Regions from separate parts of the Homo sapiens genome. Here all the other regions are linked to region 2. A link is an interaction called in ENCODE POLR2A ChIA-PET data of the cell type or tissue named here. Cell type or tissue: PC-9. All regions are shown on one strand. Each heading gives the region's core, and the rest is flanking DNA. Links, peaks and the distances in the headings are about the cores only. Region 1 overlaps TPTEP2-CSNK1E (TPTEP2-CSNK1E readthrough). Region 2 overlaps TMEM184B (transmembrane protein 184B). Region 3 overlaps POLR2F (RNA polymerase II, I and III subunit F).

Region 1 (5,424 bases), core at 1,594-4,093, 88 kb before region 2:
TCCTGTCGGATCGTCAGCTCCTGGCAAGCTGGGGCCGGCGCAGACCTCTGAGGCCCTGCAAGGAGTTGGCATCAGGAAATGCTTGTGGGTGAACGTGTGATGTGGCAGGATGATGAGTCGCACCAACTATGCCGAGCGAGGAGCGCTGCTGTGGGCATCGGGATTATTAGTCGCAGCAATCATCCTCATTCCCGGAGCCCAGCTAATGAGTGGTTGTGTGAGCTGGGAACGGGAAGCCCTGGCTTCTCAGAGGACAGAAGGAGCAGGTTTGGGCGCTGGTTGACTGCAGCACAAACAAGGGATGTTGTGATGAGCAGAGGGGTCAGAGGAGCCCATAGGGCCGGGGGTGACAGGCCAAGCTGAGGGAAGGAAGCAGGCAGAGGTGAGCTGGAGGCCGGGCACGGGTGGCCCTTTGGGGATGCCAAGGATTTGTGTAGTGCTCCCTGCTCCTGGGGACACGTGACAGGCGCTCCTGGCTCCTCTGGGAGTTGCAACAGCACAGGGAATGCTGAGTGGAGCAGGAGGACAGAGGGCCCCAGCAGAGCAGGAGGACAGGCAGCCACCGTGAGAAGGGATGGGTGGGGCAAGGTGGCCCTGAGGGAGGGCTGTTAGGGAACATCTGGCTCAGGATGGAAAGTGTCAGGCCCTGCCTTCACCCCTGAGATCACACACACAACATCACCATTGCACAAGTATTTACGGGGCACCCATGACCAGTTGGGTACCCACAGGAGCACCTATGGGAGATTTCTCTGTCTTGGAGAGACCCTAAGAGCATTAAAAATGAACAAGTTAATGTTTCAGCCAGTCATAAGTACCATGAAGAAGATAAAGCAGCTGGCCAGGCACGGTGGCTCACACCTGTAATCCCAGCACTTTGGAAGGCCGAGGCGGGCGGATCACGAGGTCAGGAGTTCCAGACCAGCCTGACCAATATGGTGAAACCCCGTCTCCACTAAAAATACAAACATTAGCTGGGCGTGGTGGTGCGCGCCTATAATCCCAGCTACTCAAGAGGCTGAGGCAGGAGCATCGCTTGAACCTGGGAGGCGGAGGTTGCAGTGAGCCAAGATCGCGCCACTGCACTCCAGCCTGACGACAGACTGACTCCGTATCAAAAAAAAAAAAAAAAAAAAAAAGCAGGATATCCCCAGTACAGGAAGGACAGAGGGGAAGGAAGCCCACTGAAGACCAGTCAAGGAGGGCTTCTGTGCAGAGGTGACTTTTGAGTTGTGATCTGAGCCCTGAGTAGGAGGCAGTCATGGAGGATTTGGGGAGATCATTGTAGGCAGAGGAACAGCCAGGCAAAGGCCCTGAGGCATGGTGAGATGACAGACAGTGAGGGAGGGAGAGTGAGGTTTGAAATGGGGTCTGAGGCAGGCAGGGGCTAGATCATAGCAGGCCCTGGGAAAGAATGTGAATTTCATGCTAAGGGAAGAAGGAGCCACTGGTGTATTTTCAGTAGCCACAGTCAGATCTCAGTGGTTAACAGGCCACTGTAGTAGCCAAGTGGAAGACACACGTGGTAAGAGTGGCTGGGTTCAGAATCCAGTTGGAAGGTAGAGCTCATGGGAGCTGCTCAGGTTTTGAATATGGGGGTAAGGGGTGCGGGGAGAGCCGTTTCCCACTGAGCCCAGATTTGTCACCTCAAGGTCTTTCTCAGCTTAGTGCCCGGGATGTGGAGTGTAGGGTCCTTGCCCATCCAGCCCTGCCCTTAGCTTCAGCTGGGGAGACTGAGAGCTTTAGCACTCACTTTGTCCAGCTCCTCAGAGAAGGGCTGTGGATTCTCCAAGGTCGCGCTGAAATTCAGACTGACCAGGGACCAAACCCAGACCTTGCTACCCTGCCCTGCTGCCTCTCCGCTGAAGATGGAAGAGGAGGGAGGAAGCCCTGGCAGGAGTGACCTGACCGGGCACGGCCCAGTGGTGAGGTTCCCTGGAAGAAGTGCCTGAAAAGAGAGCCTGGGGCCAAAGCTGTGCCCTGGGAATAGTGAGGGGTGGGTAGGATGTCATGGAAGGGTCTGGGGACAAAGAGCCAAGGCCTAGCTGGGTAAGGAGAGGAGAGTGCCCCAGGACAGCATCTTCAGGCTGGCAGGGCTGGGGGCGGGGGAACCTCTGGAGCCTGTGGGCCACAGACTCTCCATGAACAGGGCCTGAAAAGGGGAGGACCCTGAGAAGCTTCCCACCGGGGCCTTCGAGAGCCAAGACCAAGATGGGCAAGGCTAGCAGCTCCCCTGGGCCCAACTAGGTTTGCATATCTCCAACTCCCACCGTAGAAGGGGCTGGCGGTGGCCCCTCCAGAGGAAGGGTGACAAAAGGAAAGGAGAGGCGGGGGATACAGCCTGCAGGGCTCAGGTGCTCAGAGGAGCCCAAGTCAGGAGCCCTGCATTGAACTCTGCTCGGCTCCTAAGAATAGCAACATTGTAATGTAAGCATCTTCCTCTTACTCAGGGCTGCTTCTGGGCTACATTGTTTTTGTGATTTATATTATCCCCATTTTACAAATGAGACTCAAGAATTTTAGGAACTTGCCTAGTGTCACACTGTTACAAAATGGGAGGATACTATTTGTTTTTTTGTTTTGGAGACAGAGGAGTCTCCCTCTATTGCTCTATCGCCCAGGCTGGAGTGCAGTGGTGCCATCTCAGCTCACTGCAACCTCCACATCCTGGGTTTAAGGAATTCTCCTGCCTCCCAAGTAGCTGGGACTACAGTCACCACCACCATACCATGCCAGGCTAGTTTTTTATTTTTTATTTTTTAATTTTTTTTTTTTTTTTTGTATTTTTAGTAGAGACAGGGTTTCACCATGTTGGCCAGGCTGGTCTCGAACTCCTGAGCTCAGGCAATCCACCCACCTTGGCCTCACAAAGTGCTGGGATTACAGGCATGAGCCACGGTGCCTGGCTGCAGAATACTATTTGAAGCTAGCTTCTTTTTTGTTGTTGTTTTTGTTTTTTTGATACAGAGTCTTGCTCTGTCACCCAGTCTGCAGTGCAATAGCGGGATCTCGGCTCACTGCAACCTCCATCTCCCAGGTTCAGGTGTTCTCCTGCCTCAGCCTCCCGAGTAGCTGGGATGACAGGCGCACGCCACCATGTCCAGCTAATTTTTGTGTTTTTAGTAGAGACAGGGTTTCTCCATGTTGGCCAGGCTAGTCTTGAACTCCTGACCTCAGGTGATCCGTCTGCCTCAGCCTCCCAAAGTGCTAGGATTACAGGTGTGAGCCACCGTGCCTGGTCGCAGAATGCTATTTGAAGCTAGCTCCTTAACCATGTGGAGCTGCCATCACATGCTGCCTGTGACCTTGGACAAGGCTCATTCCTTCATTGGGCCTCAGTGTCTCTATCTGTAAAACAGTGGAGGGGGGCCAGGTATGATGGCTCACGCCTTCAATCCTAGCACTTTGGGAGGCTGATGGGGGAGGATCACTTGAGGGCAGGAATTCGAGAACAGCCCAAACAATGTAGTGACCCCATTTGGGCAACATAGAAACCCTGTCTCTATAAAACAACAAACAAAATTAGCCTGTGGCTGGGCGCAGTGGCTCACGCCTGTAATCCCAGCACTTTGGGAGGCTGAGGCGGGCGGATCACCTGAGGTCAGGAGTTCGAGATCAGCCTGGGCAACACGGTGAAACCCCGTCTCTACTAAAAAAAAATACAAAATTAGCTGGGTGTGGTGGCACATGCCTGTAATCCCAACTACTTGGGAGGCTGAGGCAGGAGAATTGCTTGAACCTGGGAGGCGGAGGATGCGGTGAGCCGAGATCACACCATTGCACTCCAGCCTGGGCAACAAGAGTAAATCTCCCGCTCACCAAAAAACAACAACAACAACAAAAAACAAAATTAGCCTGTGATGGTGGCATACACCTATAGTCCCATCTACTCAGGAGGCTAAGGTGGTAGGATCGCCTGAGTCCAGGATTTCGAGCCTGCAGTGAGCTATGATCATGCCACTAAGTTCCAGCCTGGGTGACAGAGCAAGACCCTGTCTCTAAAAAACAAAGAAACAAACACAAAATGAAAAAAGCAGTAGAGTGGAATAAATGAAGCTTGTAGCTCTCCCAACTGGAGTCCACAGTTCCTTCTGTAGCGGATGGGTTCAGGGGCAGGAGCCTGATGGGGGACACCTAGGGCTTTTCTTGAAATCATGTCCACAGCGGGGCATGGTGGCTTACATCTGTAATCCCAGCACTTTGGGAGGCTGAGGCAGGTGGATCACCTGAGGTCAGGAGTTCGAGACCAGCCTGACAAACATGGTGAAACTGCATCTCTACTAAAAATACAAAATTAGCCAGACGTGATGGCACATGCCTGTAATTCCAGCTACTTGGGAGGCTGAGGCGGGAGAATCACTTGAACCTGGGAGGCGGAGGTTGTAGTGAGCCGAGATCGCACCATTGCACTCCAGCCCGGGCAACAAGAATGAAACTCCATCTCAAAAGAAAAAAAGAAATTATTTCTTTTTTTTTTTTTTTTTTTTGAGACGGAGTCTCACTCATCGCCCAGGCTGGAGTGCAGTGGTGCGATCTCAACTCACTACAACCTCCGCCTCCCGGGTTCAAGCGATTCTCCTGTCTCAGCCTCCCAAGTAGCTGGGATTACCGGCGTGAGTCACCACGCCTGGCTAATTTTTGTGTTTTTAGTAGAGGCAGGGTTTCACCATGTTGGCCAGGCTGGTCTTGGAACTACTGACCTCAGGTGATCCGCCCACCACAGCCTCCCAAAGTGCTAGAATTACAGGCGTGAGCCACCACGCCCAGCCAAAAGAAACTATTTCTTCCGTTAGCCTGGGAGAGTGGTTAAGGGCACAGACCCTGGCAGGCCACCCCCAGCCCCAGCCCCCGAGGGTGCAGTGAGAGCTGACCTCGTCAGTACAGGCCACGTGTCTCTAAAGAGCCTGGCGAATGGTGGGTGACAGCACTTGGAGTTGGTCAGAGATCAGGAGGCTGTCTCCTCACCGTCCATTCATTCACTCATCCAGCAAATCTTTGTTAAATACCTCCTATGTGCTGGAATAGATCCTAGATATTGGTGATACAGTGGTGCCCAAAATAGCATTAACTCCTTCCCTTTATGCAGCTTAGACCCCAAAGTAAGGAATGCAGACAAAAAAATAAAAATTCCCTGCAGAGCATGTTAGATAGTGATGTGGAGTTCCCTACAGAGCATGTTAAATAGTGATACAGGCCAGGAGAAAAAGAGACAGGCAGCAGAGGCCCGGCCCGGCCCGGTGGCTCATGCCTGTAATCCCAGCACTTTGGGAGGCCAAGGCGGGTGGACCACCTGAGGTCGGGAGTTCAAGATCAGCCTGACCAACATGGAGAAACCCTGTCTCTACTAAAAATACAAAATTAGCCGGGCGTGGTGGCACATGCCTATAATCCCAACTACTCGGGAGGCTGAGGCAGGAGAATCGC
Region 2 (5,424 bases), core at 1,300-3,799:
TGAGGATAGAGCTGTCTCAGCCTCTGTTGAAACTTGTAATGCAGTGGCTCCACGTGGAGACTTTTAACCAGCTTCTGCGTCTGCACCCTCACCCACAGCCACCAGAGCTGCCTGGCATGTGCAGTGCTGATTTTTCCTAGGGCTCTGACTCCCACCCCCACCCCCAACCATCCGCCACTCGGTGACCATGGAGCGGTGGGCATGTGGCGTTCAGAGCTTTGTTGATGTCGCTTGGCTGTTGCCACTCCTCTTGTCCTTGAAGGTTTGCTCCCCACCCCACCCTCATTCCTTCTCATTTCAGTGGCGTTAGGAGGGCGAGGAGGGGGATAGTGGAGATAAGTGTGTGTTTAGCCTGTGAACCCTGTGACTAGTGCTTCCTGTTCTCAAAGAGAGGGCTGAGTCTTGGAAGAGGGCTTAGTGCCACGTACCATCTGCGAGGGCTGGAATTCATAGTGCTGGCATGTGTCACCAGAGGGTGTGGAGGGGCAGGCAGATGGGGGCAGGGTGGGAACCACCCCCCATATGCATTCAGTGTTTGATTGTGGGGTTGGGGGTGGGCCATAAAGACAACTCTGAGACAGTGCTGGGGAGTTCTGTGATCAGAGGCACAGGGCCTTGGGGTTCAGAGGCAGGAGGCGGTGTCCGTATGTCGCTTTATGCAGTTGCTGTTTGTTAGGAATGTTTGCGTGGCATTTCACAGTTTTCCCACGTGTTTTTCATCACTGTTAGCTCATTCTCACCTCCCAAGTACCTGGCAGAGTATATATATTATCCCCATTTACAAATGTGAAAAAAATTTGAATAGGCTCTGAAACTTGTCCAGAGTGACCCAGATCTTGTAATGGCCAAAGGCCAAACTTGCAGCTGGGTCTCTGAATCCTAGGGCTCTGTGCCAGCATGGTGAAAGAGAGGACAGGACAAGTTTCTCCCCTGGAAAAGTGTGAACTCCTGTTAGGGAAAGAGATTTGAATGCATGACAGCAACAGAGAATGATGCTTCATTCACTGTCCAACCGGGGTGAGCACAGCCGAGGGCCGCAGGTGCAGGGCCACACAAGAGCCAGAGGCCAGTTTGCTGCCAGAAGGACTCCCTGGCTGGCTGTGGCTCTTGCAGATAGAGCCAAGGATTATAAGACCTCGATAGTGGCCAGGCGCGGTGGCTCACGCCTATAATCCCACCACTTTGGGAGGCCAAGGTGGGCGGATTGTGAGGTCAAGAGATCGAGACCATCCTGGCCAACATGGCGAAACCCCATCTCTACTAAAAATACAAAAATTAGCTGGGCGTGGTCGTGCATGCCTGTAGTCCCAGCTACTCAGGAGGCTGAGGCAGGAGAATCGCTTGAACCCAGGAGACGGAGGTTGCAGTGAGCCGAGATCGCACCACTGCACTCCGGCCTGCGACAGCGAGAGACTCTGTCTCAAAAAAAAAAAAAAAAAAGAAGTTGATAGATCCAAGTGCAGAAAGACATTCAGAAGAAGCCAGTAGAAGAGAGGTCAGAAACAGCATTCAGGGCAGAAAGAAGCAGGAATAAGCATGATCAGCAGAGGATAAAAAAGCCGCGAGGGGGCTGGGCGCAGTGGCTCACACCTGTAATCCCAGCACTTTGGGAGGCCGAGGCAGGTGGATCACCTAAGGTCGGGAGTTCGAGACCAGCCTGGCCAACATGGAGAAACCCCATCTCTACTAAAAATACAAAATTAGCCAGGCGTGTGGCGCATGCCTGTACTTCCAGCCACTCGGGAGGCTGAGGCAGGAGAATTGCTTGAACCCAGGAGGCAGAGGTTGCAGTGAGATCGCGCCATTGCCATTGCTCTCCAGCCTGGGCAACAAGAGCGAAACTCCGTCTAAAAAAAAAAAAAAAAAGACAGTAGGGAGGAGAAGAGGAACCATTTGGCACAGCTTAGAGTCTGGGGTCACTTGTACCACGCAGACCCCTGCCCCCTTGGTTGCAACACACTGTGCCCATTCTTGTCCAGGATGATCACCCATCACTGAAAAGAGGCATAAGAACGTTCTGAGGCCCCTATTTTCTGAGCAGAGAAGATTTCTGCCCAAAGTGGGCAAAATTAACTTTTCCAGGCTCATCCACCCGTTATCTGAAATACAGAATGCCCCCAGTCTTTCCAAGTAACCAGAGTGTTTCTCTGCAGCAGAAGGCTGGGCCATGAGGCCAGCTTTAGGCGCTGAAGGTGTGCACAGGGGGTGAGCTTAGAATGGCCCAGTGTGCCCAGGGTCATCGGGGTCCCGCACGCAGTGTGTGGCACACAGTAGGCACACAGCGAGTGTGTATTGAAGTTATAGCAAGTTATATGAGTGTGTCTGCCTCCTGACCCTGGGAGCTGCACGCAGAAACGTGAGAGGGCAAGTACTGAGTCTTTTCTCAAAGCCCGGGGGCTCTTGGGGTAAGTGTCTTAGGTGCTCCATGCCTGAATTTCCTTATCTGTAAGCGGGGATAACTCCTTCCTTGTGGGGGAATGAGGGTGGCCGTTGCGGGGGGATGTGAACATGTAGAGCCTTACAACTGCTGGGTCCTGTAGCATTTATTAGGTCACGGGGCAGCTGAGAGGCTGGGTGGGGAGCAGTCTCTTGGCCTACAGCTTCCTACCCAGGCTCAAGGAGCTGCCAATAGGAAAGAAGGCCATTCAGAAGAAGCCAGTAGAGGAGAGGTCAGAAGCAGCATTTGGGAGGGCGACAAACAGGAATAACAGGATCCACAAGGGACAGGAAAGTCACGAGGGAGAAGCCTGGAGCCTCGGGTTTGGAAGGGACTGCTTTAGAAAGTCTGCTGAGGGGTTACCCAGCCTGATTGCTTCTGTTGGCAGCAAGCTCACGACTTCCACCTCTGGACTCTGCCCGTTAGAAATGGTTTCTTATAGGCCAGGCGCAGTGGCTCATGCCCTTAATCCCAGCACTTTGGGAGGCTGAGACCAGCGGATCACTTGAGCCCAGGAGTTCAAGACCAGCCTGGGCAACATGGTAAAACTCTGTCTTTACAAAAAAACAAAAAACACAAATTAGGCAGGCATGGTGGCCCACACCTGTAGTCCCAGCTACTCAGGAGGCTGAGGTGGGAAGATTGATTGAGCCTGGGAGGTCAAGGCTGCGGTGAGCCGTGATCGCATCTGTGTGCTCCAGCCTGGGCAACAGAGTGAGATCCTGCATCAAGAAAAAAAAAACAAAAAAAGGAAATGGTTTCGTATATTGAGTATATTGAGCTGCAGTCCTTCTGGGATCTGCCCCTGGGAGTCCCATCTGCCCCTGGGAAGAAGGTGGTTGTCACGTCTATTAAGAGAGTGACCCCTGATGTCTTCTCGTCCCCAGCACAGTCCTTGTTTTGTGTTCATCCTGGTCCTTCTCTCCTGATACTGTGCATTTGTCTCTAGTTTGAGATGTGGTGTCTAGAATGGAGCAGAAAGTTCCAGATGGGGCATGGGGGTGGGGAGCGGACAGCCTACTCTCATTCCAACGATGGAGGAGTTCCTCCCAGAGGCTGGCCCCAAGGCCATCAACTTTCCAGTCTCCAAAGACAAAACCCTCCAGAGAAGACACAGCCTGATTGTCCAGGCCAGGAGAGAGAGGCCCTCCGGTCCCTCACGCTGGTTGCTGCCCTCTGGACTTGGCCTGAGGGCTCCTTGGTCATTTATGAGAGGGCTTAGCACAGAGCCTGGCACACCAGCTGTGGTAGATATTTAGGGAGATGTAGAGTCATTGTGTGTCTCCGAGGCCTCTCCAGGGGTCTGGTACTGGAGCCGTGGTGGGAAGGGCGGTGGGCAGTGAGCTTCCCGGTCAAGCACCTCCCTCCAGCCCCGTCTCAGCTTCTCCGCTCTTCTTACATCCACGCACGCATCTTTTATTTGTTTCCAGGGGATGTGTTGAGTTTTCCATTTTAAACACCTTTGCTAAGATGTTGGAGGTGGTGTTTCACATGGCTCTGTACTTTCCAGGAGGGAGACTGATGTGTCCAGTTGGTCAGTGGGGCCAGGCTTGGGCCGGTTGCGTCACGTCTGAGGAGATTCTGTCTCATCTTCTCCAAGAATTAGGGAGTCCATTATCGACTCACTAATGATTGTTTAAAGGGAACTGTCAGCAAATTGGTACTTTACAGACTGGCTGGCCCCAGAGCACCTCCAAAAGGTCAAGAATCTTGAACTGAGAGGGATGATGACATTTGATGATTCTGATCAGTTGTGTGCAGAGCCGGTTACGGAGGGACCTCGGCCACGTAATTCAAAAGTGTGCTGACTGCTGACATGTGTTTTGATGCAGGAAAGGACACGAGCCCAGATGCCAAGCCTTTCTTGGGAGAGGACTGCAGGGATGGGCTCTCCCGGGAGGGAGCTTCCAGATAGAGAGGGCTTATGGGCCTGGGGCCCCTGTGGCTTCCCTGGAGGGTTTTGTTGTTCGAGACTGGAAAGCTGATAGTCTTGGGGCCAGCCTCTGAGAGGAGCTCCTCCAGTGTTGGAATGAGAGTGGGGTGTCCCCTCCTGCCCTGCCTGAGCCTGTTGTCATGGCAGGCTCCCCTGGGGAGATGGTCCATGTACGTCTGTCCATTCCTTCCTTCAGTGTTGATGACATGTTTGTAGCTGCCAGGCCCTCCGGTAGTCATTGGAGGTAGGACTGCATTCTACCTGCAAGGAGTTTACAGTCTGGAAAAAGCAGTAGGTAACACACCGTGGACTCTTGACTGTGCCCTCAGCTCATCTAAGGCTCTGCACGTTCACAGCCCCTGACCCCACCAAGGGAGGAGTTATCCCGCTTACAGATGAGGAGATTCGGGCATGGAGCGCTTAAGACACTTGCCTGAGGCCACACAGCTCCTAAGAGGTGGGACCACAGTTCACAACCAAGGCAGGCTGTCTCCAGGGCCCATGGCTCTTTACCTTACTTAATGTTGCTTTTGTGCCGGAGGGATCAGGCAGAGCCCAGAGAGGGGTGATGTGTGAAGTAAGCAGGGTGCAGGACAGAAGAGGCGGCATCTCAGTGGGGTCTGCCTCTGCGGTGAGCAGAGGGACCAGAATGTACCATTGCATGCAGGCGTGAGTGATCACAGCACGTCCCAGGAGCTTCAGTCATGGTTTTATCTGTATTCCACTTACCATGGCTGTGCAAATAACTACTGCCAAAACACACTAGTGTAAAACAACCATCCAGTTTCTTCATGGATATTATAGGTCAAGAATTTGGACTGGGTGCAGGGGAGATAGTTTGTCCCTGCTCCATGACCTCTGGGCCTTGGCAGGAGAGCGTGAAGGCTGGGGCAAATCACCTGAAGGCTCACTCCCTTGTGTGCCTGGCAGTTGATGCTGGCTGTCAGCTGAAGGCCTCGGTTCCCTCACATGAGCCTCTCTGTGCGGTGTCTCCAAAGGCTAGCTCGTGCTTCCCCGCTGCATGGTGACTGAGTGCAAGGACAGGCATTCAAGG
Region 3 (5,424 bases), core at 1,829-4,328, 280 kb after region 2:
ACTCAGCTAATTTTTGTATTTTTTGTAGAGATGGGGTTTCACCATGTTGCCCAGGCTGATTTTGAACTTCTGGGCTCAAGCAATCCACCTGCCTCGTCCTCCCAAAGTGCTGGGATTACAGTTGTGAGCCACGGCACCCAGCTGCTTTTCTTTCTAGGCTAATTTCCATTATTCCCTACTTGAACTACCCCCGCTCCTCCAGATACCCACCATTTCCCACATCAGTCTATAGGGAGTTTGGGGTAGGGGCTCCTGTTCTCAGTCTCATGCTTCCCCACAGTACCATTAGAGTACCCCGCTCTGTCCCCTCACCTACTCCTCAAAAGAAAGGAGGAGGAACTATTCTGACAGGTGAGCCTGGGGGGAAAAAAAGCAGGCATCTGTGGCCCAGCCTCTTTGAAAGTCCCTGCTTTCTCAAAGCCATCTGTTGGCAGAGGGTGCTTCCAGTCTGTTCTCCAGTCTGCCCCAAACCTTAGCAGGCATCTGAAGGCCTGCACTGCCTATGGCTAACACATCTGCACTCATTGGACACTCGCATCTCCACCTGTCTACTCTATCTCCTGAATCTTTATTCTCCCAAATGTGGGAGAGGAGGGAAGTTTGCTGATTTTCAAATCCCCAAAACCCCACCACTGCTCTGTGCTTTCATCTCTCTAGCGTGCTTTCAAGCTGGAGGGCCCCCCACTCTGCTGGACTGGCCATAGTCTACCTCACATCAAGAACCACCTTAAAGCCAGGAATGGTTGCTCATGCTTGTAATCCCAGCTCCAGCACTTTGGGAGCTGAGGCAGGAGAATCACTTGAGGCTGAGTTCAAGACCAGCCTGGGCAACATAGCAAGACCCCTATCTCCACAAAAAATACAAAGCCAGGCATAGTGGCACATACCTGTAATCCCAGCTTGAAGCTACTTGGGAGGTTGAGACAAGAAAATTGCTTGAGCCGGCCAGGCGCGGTGGCTCATGCCTGTACTCCCAGTACTTTGGGAGGCCAAGGCAGGTGGATCACAAGGTCAGGAGATGGAGACCATCCTGACTAACACCGTGAAACCCCATCTCCACTAAAAATACAAAAAAATTAGCCAGGCGTTGTGGTGGGCACCTGTAGTCCCAGCTGCTTGGGAGGCTGAGGCAGGAGAATGGCGTGATCCTAGGAGGTGGATATTGCAGTGAACCGAGATCACGCCACGGCACTCCAGCTTGGGCGACAGAGCGAGACTCCATCTCAAAAAAAAAAAAAAAGAAAAAAGAAAATTGCACCGGCCGGGCACGGTGGCTCACGCCTGTAATCCCAACATTTTGGGAGGCCAAGGCGGGTGGATCACAAGGTCAGGAGTTTGAGACCAGCCTGGCCAATATGGTGAAACCCCGTCTCTACTAAAAATACAAAAATAGCCGGGCACGGTGGCTCACGTCTGTAATCCCAACACTTTGGGAGGCCGAGGCGGGCGGATCATGAGGTCAGGAGAAAGAGACCAACCACCCTGGCTAACATGGTGAAACCCCGTCTCCACTAAAAATACAAAAAGCTAGCTGGGCACGGTGGCGGGCGCCTGTAGTCCCAGCTACTCTGGAGGCTGAGGCAGGAGAAGGGCGTGAAGCCAGGAGGCAGCACTTGCAGTGAGCGGAGAACGCGCCACTGCACTCCAGGCTGGGTGATAGAGCGAGACTCCATCTCAAAGAAAAAAGAAAAAATACAAAAATTAGCCAGGTGTGGTGGTGGACGCCTGTAGTCCCAGCTACGCGGGAGGCTGAGGCAGGACAATCGCTTGAACCCGGGAGGCAGGGGTTGTACTGAGCTGAGATTGGGCCAGTGCACTCCAGCATGGGAGACAGAGCAAGACTCTGTCAAAAAAAAAAAAAAAGAAAAGAAAATTGCTTGAGCCCAGGAGTTTGAGGCTGCAATGGGCCATGATCAGGCCCCTGTGCTCCAGCATGGGCAACAGATTGAGATCTTGACTCGGAAAATAAAACAACAAAGAACCACCATGGCCGGGCGCGGTGGCTCTCACCTGCAATCCCAACACTTTGGGAGGCAGAGGCAGGTGGATCACTTGAAGCTAGGCGTTCGAGACTAGCCTAGGCAACATGGCGAGACCCCGTCTCTATTAAAAACACAACAATTAGTTAGGCATGGTGGCACATGCCTGTAATTCCAGCTACCTGGGAGGCTGAGGCACGAGAATCACTTGAACCTGGGAGGCAGAGGTTGCAGTGAGCTGAGATTGTGCCATTGCACTCCAGCCTAGGTGACTCAGCGAGACTCTATCTCAAAAAAAAAAAAAAAAAACTACACTGGTACACATTGGCTCTGAATTCACCTTTTTTGCTGCACTAATCTGACACGCAACCATCTAGTTCTGTTTTTTTTTTTTTATCGTTTTTCTCCCATATTGTTACTTGACTTCTCAGATGTTCATGTCCTAGTTCTCCTATTAGATCACAAGCTCCCTGAGGGCAGGGGACTAGCTCAATGCCTGGTACGCAGGGACGGCACCACTTTTGGAATGTGAGAGCAGAGAGTCTGTTTTCAGGTGCCAGGCTGGGAAAGATCAGCGGTACAAGAGCTTACTGTGGCCTGACAGATGGAGAAGACAGTGAAGGGGCAATCACTCACGCAATCTGGAGCGCTCGGGTGCCCAGCACGCGGGCTCGCTCGTACTTGGTCATGTATGGTGTGGTGATTCGCTTCTGGTTGGCCTGCGGTCGCTCCCCAGAGGGGAGGATCTCGACATTCTCCTGGCCTTCCTGGACACCAAGACAAAAAAGAGGGAAAGACTCAGGTGGCACTTTTGGGTTACAGGGAGAGTGATAATGACAACAATCACAATTCTCGCTACAGCCACCGTTAATGCTTACTGCATGCCAGGGGACCACATAACTGCTTCCTAACAACTCATGTAATCCTTACAATAACCTTATGAGGCAGGGATTACAGTTCTCATTTCAGAGGCTTGGAAAGTCAGCTAACCTGACCAAGCCTCAGACCTGGTAATGGAGGTCTGAGATTCCAGAGCTAACTGCCTCATCCAGAAGAGAGCAGAGGGCCTGGAGATGGGGTGGTATCAGAATGTTGGTCCTGTAAAAGAGGTCCTGGCACAAAAAAATTACCCTAAGCAGGAAGCTAGGAATAGTCTTCCCATCTTTCAGATAGGGGAGCTGAGCCAATGGGCCAAGTGGCTAGAAAAGTCAAGGTGAAGGCAGGAATATTTAACAATTACTTACTAAGCATTTGTCCTGAGCCAGATATTGTTAACAGATGCTGAGAAAGAAAGCTAGGAATTTCTGCTCTCAATTAATGGTCTAAAGGGGAGACAAGAGTAAACAGAGCAGGTGCTATGAAGGGTGCAACAGAGTTCCCGAGGAGGTGGGGACACCTCACTCACACTGGGGGTTAGGAAAACTCCAGGGATGAGGCTTGAGCTCACCTAGAAGGATGAGCAGGAGCTGTCAAACCAATGAGGAAGGAGGCAACATGCAAAGGCATAGAGGAGAAAGAGGTTTGGACAACTAGTTGTGGACAATAATTAGAACAAAAGGTGCGTAGAGGATTGTAGGCAAGAGAATAAATTCTGTGGTATATAAAGAATTAAGTAAACAGGCCAGGCGCAGTGGCTCACACCTGTAATCCCAGCACTTTGGGAGGCCGAGGCGGGCGGATCACAAGGCAGGAGATCGAGACCATCCTGGCTAACACGGTGAACCCCGTCACTACTAAAACTACAAAAAAAAAAAAAATTAGCCGGGCGTGGTGGTGGGCGCCTGTAGTCACAGCTACTCAGAAGGCTGAGGCAGGAGAATGGCATGAACCCGGGAAGCAGAGCTTGCAGTGAGTCAACATCGCCCCACTGCGCTCCAGCCTGGGCGACAGAGCAAGACCCCGTCTCAAAAAAAAAAAAAAAAAAAGTTGACTCTGAGCTGGGCATGGTGGTGCAGAACCTGCAGTCCCAGCTACTCAGGAGGCTGAACTGGAAGGATCACTTGAGCCCAGGAGTTCAAGGCTGTAGTGCGCTATGACCACACCTGAAAATAGCCATTGTACTCTAGCCTAGACAACGTAGCAAGACACCACTTCTTAATTTAAAACAAGCAAACAAACAACAACAACAACAACAAAAAACAGAAAGAAAGGATCACTCTGGATACTCTGTTGCGAATATTCTGCAGGGGGCAGTGGCAGAAGCAGAGAGGCCATTTAGGAAAGCCAGTAGTAACTGAGCATGTGGGCAAGTAAGAAAGGGTGCTGAAAGGAGAAGAGCACACAGAGCAGAGTCTGGAGTGAGACTGAAGCAGGAAAACCAGCCACACAATTCCTGCAGGAATGTGGCTGAAAAGCAATAAGATCTAAGCCAGGTTAAGGCACCAGGAGTAGAAAAATGCAGACAGGGCTGAAGTACATCTAGGAGGCACAATCTACATGACAGGGATGGGAAGGGGACCAGAAGGATGGAGAAGGACGCATCTGACTCAAGTGAAAAGGTATCTGAAAGTGCCATGCAGAGAGAGAGAAGGCTCCATGTCTCTCCAGAACATAACTGCATTTTTTCCCTCATCAGTCACACAAGACAGAAAGCCCTACTTTCCTCTTGAGGCTGGCAACCTATCCACCTAGTTGCTCAAGCCAGAAACCTGAGAGTCGTCCTCGTCACCACTCACTTTCTCAGCCCCATAACCAACCCACCGAAATAACTCTTTTATCTGCCTTCTCATCACCTGCACTACCAGCACCTATGTCCAAGCCACAGGCCTCTCACCTTTCACTCTTGCCCTTCCCCAGTTCACTCCTTACTCGAGGCAGGAATGTACTTTCTAAAATGTAACCTGGACTGTGCCCTGGCTCAAAGTTTGTCAGTAGCTTCCCATTGCCTTTAGGCTACAAAATACTGCCTCATCTGAGCCCTGCTTACCTCTTCCCTTTGCTCCTTAAGCAGTCCCACCCAGCAGAAAGCACCTGGCATATAATAAACATTCAACACATGTTTGCCAAATGAAGGAAGGCACCGTTTAACTTGTCAGTGAACTAACTGCCCCAGAAGCCACAGGCTGTGGACCACATGGACAAAAGCTTTCAGGCCCACCCTGCAGGGCTGTTCTGCTATGCAAGACTGGAACACAGCTCACTCTAACTGGGAATGCTTATGGCAGGGGCCTTGACCACAAATAGAAGGCAGACACATTCAGCTAATCATCACCTGTCAGACGATTTGGCAGCTTGGGCTGCAGAGGTGGGAGCCTGAGGCTGAATACTGACCTCTTCGGCATTCTCCAAGTCATCTAGCCCTTCATCCTCCTCCACATCATCAAAGTCGTCGCCATCAAAACTGTACAGGAAGAAGAGATCAGTTACTTAGAGCATCACTTAAAAGAATCAAAGAGGGGCCAGGCACGGTGGATCACACTTGTAATCCTGGTACTTTCGGAGATTG

What was found. Peaks named below come from ENCODE experiments on the same cell type or tissue, not always from the same donor. Only the 100,000 strongest peaks of a DNase experiment are listed, where the experiment ranks them.
Region 1: POLR2A ChIA-PET joins it to region 2 with 7 read pairs; 9 of 35 experiments call an interaction of 5 or more read pairs at or near these places.
Region 3: POLR2A ChIA-PET joins it to region 2 with 6 read pairs; 2 of 35 experiments call an interaction of 5 or more read pairs at or near these places.

Annotation. Positions count from the first base shown.
Region 1 is chr22:38,322,673-38,328,096 of GRCh38, reverse strand. The region is part of intron 5 of TPTEP2-CSNK1E (TPTEP2-CSNK1E readthrough); the gene reads left to right. Among named protein-coding and RNA genes, the nearest start is that of CSNK1E, 8.0 kb to the right of the region's middle. RefSeq lists enhancers at 70-581, 2,629-3,139, 3,140-3,652, 5,032-5,424 and a silencer at 2,179-2,473. In PC-9, for the core only: no CTCF peak of the experiment used is centred there; no DNase peak of the experiment used is centred there.
Region 2 is chr22:38,234,244-38,239,667 of GRCh38, reverse strand. The region is part of intron 3 of TMEM184B (transmembrane protein 184B); the gene reads left to right. Among named protein-coding and RNA genes, the nearest start is that of TMEM184B-AS1, 5.6 kb to the right of the region's middle. In PC-9, for the core only: a CTCF peak has its summit at 2,796; a DNase peak (open chromatin) is centred at 2,687; H3K4me3 peaks cover 688 bases; H3K27ac peaks cover 2,500 bases.
Region 3 is chr22:37,956,668-37,962,091 of GRCh38, reverse strand. It overlaps POLR2F (RNA polymerase II, I and III subunit F), which reads right to left. Exons shown (of 5, transcript NM_021974.5): 2 at 5,250-5,319; 3 at 2,616-2,746. Among named protein-coding and RNA genes, the nearest start is that of POLR2F, 5.7 kb to the right of the region's middle. In PC-9, for the core only: no CTCF peak of the experiment used is centred there; no DNase peak of the experiment used is centred there.